2 separate regions of the Homo sapiens genome follow, and region 2 is linked to region 1. The links are chromatin loops, found by intact Hi-C in ENCODE. Cell type or tissue: PC-9. All regions are shown on one strand. Each heading gives the region's core, and the rest is flanking DNA. Links, peaks and the distances in the headings are about the cores only.

Region 1 (2,910 bases), core at 92-2,591:
AAAACAACTGAAGAATAATGTGTTTTTGAAATGTTTGAAACATGTGGCCCTTTTGTGCAGGACAGAGGGGCCCCAAAATTGGGACTTAGCCCAGGTGAGTTCTTGGCTTTGCCTAGGAAAGAATTCAAGGGCCAGCCAGTGGTGTTACACAGCAATCGTTTATTGAACGGTTCTGCTCCTCAAGGAGTGTATTAGTCAGAGTTCTCTAGAGGGACAGAACTAATAGCGTAGATGTATATATGAAAGGGACTTTATTAAGGACAATTGCCTCACACGATCACAAAGTGAAGTCCCACAAAATGAAGTCCCACAATAGACCATCTGCAAGTTGAGGAGCAAGGAAGCCACTAGTGGCTCAGTCCAAGTCCCAAAACCTCAAAATTAGGGAAGCCGAGAGTGCAGCCTTCAGTCTGTGGCTGAAGGCCTAAATGTCCCTGGCAAACCACTGGTGTAAGTCCAAGAGTCCAAAAGCTGAAGAACTTGGAGTCTGATGTTCGAGGGCAGGAAGCATCCAGCATGGGAGAAAGATGAAGGCCAGAAGACTCAGCAAGTCAGCTTCTTCCATCTTCTTCTGCCTGCTCTTTTCTAGCCTCACTGGCAGCCAATTGGATGGTGCCAAGACTCACAATGTGGGTGGGTCTTCCTGAGGGTGGGTCTTCCTCTCCCAGTCCACTGATTCAAATGTTAATCTCTTCTGCAACACTAGAAACACCCAGAAACAATACTTTGCATCCTTCAATCCAATCAAGCTGACACTTATTAGTAACCATCACAAGGAGCAAGGCTAACTCACAAGCAGTGCACCCAGAACCAGCAACCTATGGACTTTTGGCAATTCTGTTTATACCTACTTATACCTACTTTCAATTACACACAAATTCAGGGGTGGGTTAATGCAAATTGAGGGGTGCGTTATTTAGAACTTTCTAGGAAACAGGTACTAACTTTTGGGTCATTGCCATAGCATTTGTAAACTGTCGTGGCACTGGTGGGAATGTCTTATGCTAATGAGTAACGAGGACAGCTAGGGATGGCTTTTGTCTCCATCTGCTGGTTTCAGTGGTTTCTTCACTTTATCCTGTCGGCCAGATCCTGTTTTGCTCATCAGGGTTGTGACCAGAAAACAAGTCCTGCCAGTCTCCTGCCTCACTTTTATATGCAGACATATTAATGAAAAAAAAAAAAAACTAAAAGAGCAAGCAAATTAAAACTTGCCAGCTGGCAGGCAGAGGAAGACAGCGTCTGGCTGATCAAGTGGGAACAGGCAATATTCGCAATCCTTTCCTTACTTCAAGTGAGTTCTGTGAATTGTCTCTTAAATTTGGAACCCTAATTGGTGCCTAAAATATCTTTGTAAGAGATTCCACTCTGTGGCAGCAAGCACTGAAATGAACACTTAAAATAATAATAGCAACAGCGACGAGAAGAATGGCTAATATTTATGTGCTTGCTATAAGGTAGGGGCTATGTTTGGGACTTGCCATCATTTATCAGATAATATTCCTTTTAGTAGCCAGCCCCATGAGGGAAACGTGGAGACCCTCTTCTGCTCTCCCATCCCATCTTTCTTTCTTTTTTTTTTTTTTTTTTTTGTGACAGTCTCACTCTGTCGCCCAGGCTGGAGTGCAGTGGTGCGATCTCGGCTTACTGCAAGCTCTGCCTCCCGGGTTCACACCATTCTCCTGCCTCAGCCTCCCGAGCAGCTGGGACTACAGGTGCCCACCACCACACCCGGCTAATTTTTTGTATTTTTAGTAGAGATGGGGTTTCACCGTGTTAGCCAGGATGGTCTCGATCTCCTGACCTCGTGATCCGCCCTCCTAGGCCTCCCAAAGTGCTGGGATTATAGACGTGAGCCACCATGCCCGGCCCCATCCCATCTTTCAAAGGCTGTCCAGGGGTACAGGGTTGAGGAAGGGTTCGGTTTTTCCCTCTTGTTTTAAAAGGTGTCTGCATGCTGTCAGAGGGGGATATCAACAATACTGGAAAGAAGGTGAAGTTGAGGAAATCCTTCAAGGTAAACAGGGTGGGATCCTGAGCACAGATTGAGTCAGCAAGGACTTATTATTTTTTTTTTTTTTCTGAGACGGAGTCTCGCTGTGTCGCCCAGGCTGGAGTGCAGTGGTGCAATCTTGGCTCACTGAAACCTCCGCCTCCCGGGTTCAAGCAATTCTCCTGCCTCAGCCTCCCAAGTAACTGGGAATACAGACACATGCCACCATACCCGGCTAATTTTTGTATTTTTAGTAGAGATGGGGTTTCCCCATGTTGGCCAGGCTGGTCTCGAACTCCTGACCTCAAGTGATCTGCCCACCTCGACCTCCCAAAGTGCTGGGATTACAGGTGTGAGCCACCGCACCTGGCCTGCAAGGACATTTTTAATGGGCAGAGGAAAGAAACAATATTAGTACAGATGCAGGCACAGAGGTAGATGTGGTGGGAGGAAGAAGGGAGCTTCCTGGCTTTCCTTTGTGGTTTTCTTATTCTCTCAATAAAATATGAGGCAAAGTTATGAAAAGAGTGGGGTAAGCTGCAGCTGGTTTACAGAAAGGGGGAGAAAATTGTCATAATTGCTAACAACGACTGATTGAGTGCTTTTTTTTCTTTTTTGAGGTGGAGTCTCCCTCTGTCACCCAGGCTAGAATGCCGTGGCACGATATCGGCTCACTGCAACCTCTGCCTCCCGGGTTCAAGCAATTCTCCTGCCGCAGCCTCCCGAGTAGCTGGGATTACAGACACCCACCACATCTGGCTAATTTTTGTATTTTTAGTATAGACAGGGTTTCACCATGTTGGTCAGGCTGGTCTCAAACTCCTGACCTTAGGTGATCTGCCCACCTCTGCCTCCCAAAGTGCTGGGATTACAGGCGTGAGCCACTGCGCCCAGCCTGATTGAGTGCTTCTTAGGCA
Region 2 (2,910 bases), core at 111-2,610, 360 kb before region 1:
AAAGGATCCCCTCATGTCATAAAACTAGAAAAGACCTTCCTCAGCCAGGCACAGTGGCTCACGCCTGTAATTCCAGCACTTTGGGAGACCAAGACGAGAGGATTGCTTGAGCTCAGGAGTTGAAGACCAGCCTGAGCAACATAGTGAGACCCTGTTTCTACAAAAGATTTTTTTCTTTTCTTTTCTTTTTTTTTTAAATTTCCAACATTTATTTTAAGTTCAGGGATACAGGTGCAGCATGTGCAGGTTTGTTACATAGGTAAACGTGTGCCATGGTGGTTTCCTGCACAGATCATCCCATCACTCAGGTATTAAGTCCAGCATCCATTAGCTTTTCTTCCTGATGCTCTCCCTTCTCCCACCTCCCACCCTCCGACAGGTCCTAGTGTGTGTTGTTGCCCCCCCATATGTGTCCATGTGTTAACATAATGCAGTTCCCACTTGTAAGTGAGAACATGCAGTATTTGGTTTGCTGTTTCTGCATTAGTTTGCTGAGGATAATGGCTTTGAGCTCCATCCATGTCCCTGCAAAGGACATGATCTCTCTTTTTTTTTTTTTTTTTTTTTGAGATGCAGTCTCACTTTGTCGCCCAGGCTGGAGTGCAGTGGCGCGATCTCAGCTCACTGCAACCTCTGCCTCCCAGGTTCAAGTGATTCTCCTGCCTCAGCCTCCCGAGTAGCTGGGATTACAGGTGCCCACCACTACGCCCAGCTAATTGTTTGTATTTTTAGTAGTGACGGGGTTTCACCATATTGGGTAGGCTGGTCTTGAACTCCTGATCTCATGATTCGCCTGCCTCGGCCTCCCAAAGTGCTGGGAGTAAGTGCAGACATGAGCCACCATGCCCAGCTGATCTCATTCTTTTTTATGGCTGCATAGTATTCCATGGTTCTACAAAATATTTTTTAAAAATTAGCTGGGTGTGGCAGCACACACCTGTAGTTCTAGCTACTTGGGAGGCTGGGGCAGGAGGATAGCTTGAACCCAGGAGGTAGAGGCTGCTATGAGCCGTGATTGCACTGGTACACTCCAGCCTAGGTGACAGAGCAATACCCTGTCTCAAAAAAAAAAAAGAAAAGAAAAGAAAAGAAAAGAAAAAATAAAATAAAATAAATTAAAGGAAAGAGCTCCTTGGTCCTTGCGTCATTTTCCCTATCTCCTCCCTTTGCCCTCCCTCCTTACCTCACTCCCTGGCTTCCTTCCTTCTCAAGCTTCTAGTGAGCCCCTGCTCTGTGCCAGGCCCCTGGTGCTGGGGACACAGGGACAAACAAGTACTTCTTGCCATTCTTTCCATTTCTTGTGGGCTGTAGCACAGTGCCGCACATGCTATGTTATTAAGTTATCTCCACCACAAATGCCGTTTCCACCAGATGTCATTAGTGGCAACATGATCTACAGTCTCACTCACTGGCATTGCAGGATAGAATACAGCATAGCCCGCACCCACCTCCCCACCCCTCCAACCCTACCTACCTCTGCCCTTCTTCCTAAAAAGGGCAGATGCCATTTCCATTAGCCCTGTAGGGGGCACTGTCTGCCTCCTCCCTTTTTAAAAAAGGACCAGCTGGTAGACAGACTTCGTGTATCTGCCTTTTCTCCTTCATGCTTTCCTGCCATTCATGACTCATTGCTAATCAATTTTCTCTCTTCCTTGTGCCAGTTTTATAGCCAGGCTTCGCCATCTGCCTGGTGGGCGAGTTGTGTTAGTCTGTGTTTGTGTTAATAAATTAGTTCGAGTAATATTATCTGTGCTGGCTGCTAGGAATACAGACAACAGTTAGCCCTGGTGTCTGCCCTAGGGAAGCTCACAGTATGGGGTGGGAAGGGGAGGCTGCTATTCCCGCACTCTGCGAAAGGGCTGCTGGATAGGGTAGCTTTACTGTTAAGGGTGGGACTGCACTGTATTTAGGGCATGTTTACTATGCCCCAGTGAGCCCTGGGCAACACAAGGGCCCCTTTGGCTCTCTTGGCTCTGAAAAGGAAGCCAGGAGTCTTGGTGGGAAACCTCTAATAGCCGGGGGAGGGAAACGCTGTCCGGGAGAAAACCCTATTTGTTAGCAGTCTGGGAGTCATCTGTCCTTCCAGGCCGACTTTTAGTAACCATAACATCAGTTAAAATAATTTTTTTTTTTTTTTTGACACGAAGACTTGCTCTACTGCCCAGGCTGGAGTGCAGTGGTGGGAGCTCGGTCCACTGCAACTTCTGCCTCCCGGGTTCAAGCAATTCTGCTTCAGCCTCCCGAGTAGCTGGGATTACAGGTGTGCGCAACCATGCCTAGCTAATTTTTGTATTTTTAGTAGAAATGGGGTTTCACCATGTTGGCCAGACTGGTCTCAAACTCCTGACCTCAAGTGATCCATCTGCCTTGACCTTAAAATAATTTTTAATAAAGATGATTTTTAACATTGTTACAAAAGTAGTAATGTGCTCAATGAAAAAAATTTCAGTGATAGAGAAATAAAATGAATTTCAATCTTTGCCTTCAATCTGTCTCACTGTTAACACTTTAGTATGTTAATTTCCAGGTATACATAATAGATATTATAATCATATAGCTACATATGTGTATGTGTTTTTATAATCAAATATATGTGGAAAGAGCTAGAGAGATTATTGTCTTTCTTTTTTATTTTTTTATTTTTTGAGACGGAGTTTCACTCTTGTCTCCCAGGCTGGACTCCAATGACGTGATCTCGGCTCACTGCAACCTCCGTCTCCCTGGTTCAAGCCATTCTCATGCCTCAGCCTCCCGACTAGCTGGGATTACAGGCACGTGCCACCATGCGCAGCTAATTTTTGTATTTTTAATAGAGACGGGGTTTTGCCATGTTGGCCAGGCTGGTCTTAGAACTCGTGACCTCAGGTAATCCACCCACCTTGGCCTCCCAAAGTGCTGGGATTACAGGCA

Evidence for each region. Peaks named below come from ENCODE experiments on the same cell type or tissue, not always from the same donor. Only the 100,000 strongest peaks of a DNase experiment are listed, where the experiment ranks them.
Region 2: it touches region 1 in a loop (6-fold over the local background); 14 of 110 quality-filtered maps call a loop at or near these places.

Annotation. Positions count from the first base shown.
Region 1 is chr1:40,590,495-40,593,404 of GRCh38, reverse strand. No RefSeq gene overlaps it. Among named protein-coding and RNA genes, the nearest start is that of ZNF684, 60 kb to the right of the region's middle. In PC-9, for the core only: a CTCF peak has its summit at 1,029 (motif pointing left); a DNase peak (open chromatin) is centred at 1,074.
Region 2 is chr1:40,947,721-40,950,630 of GRCh38, reverse strand. No RefSeq gene overlaps it. Among named protein-coding and RNA genes, the nearest start is that of CTPS1, 31 kb to the left of the region's middle. In PC-9, for the core only: CTCF peaks have their summits at 1,328 (motif pointing right) and 1,530 (motif pointing right); a DNase peak (open chromatin) is centred at 1,620; H3K27ac peaks cover 472 bases.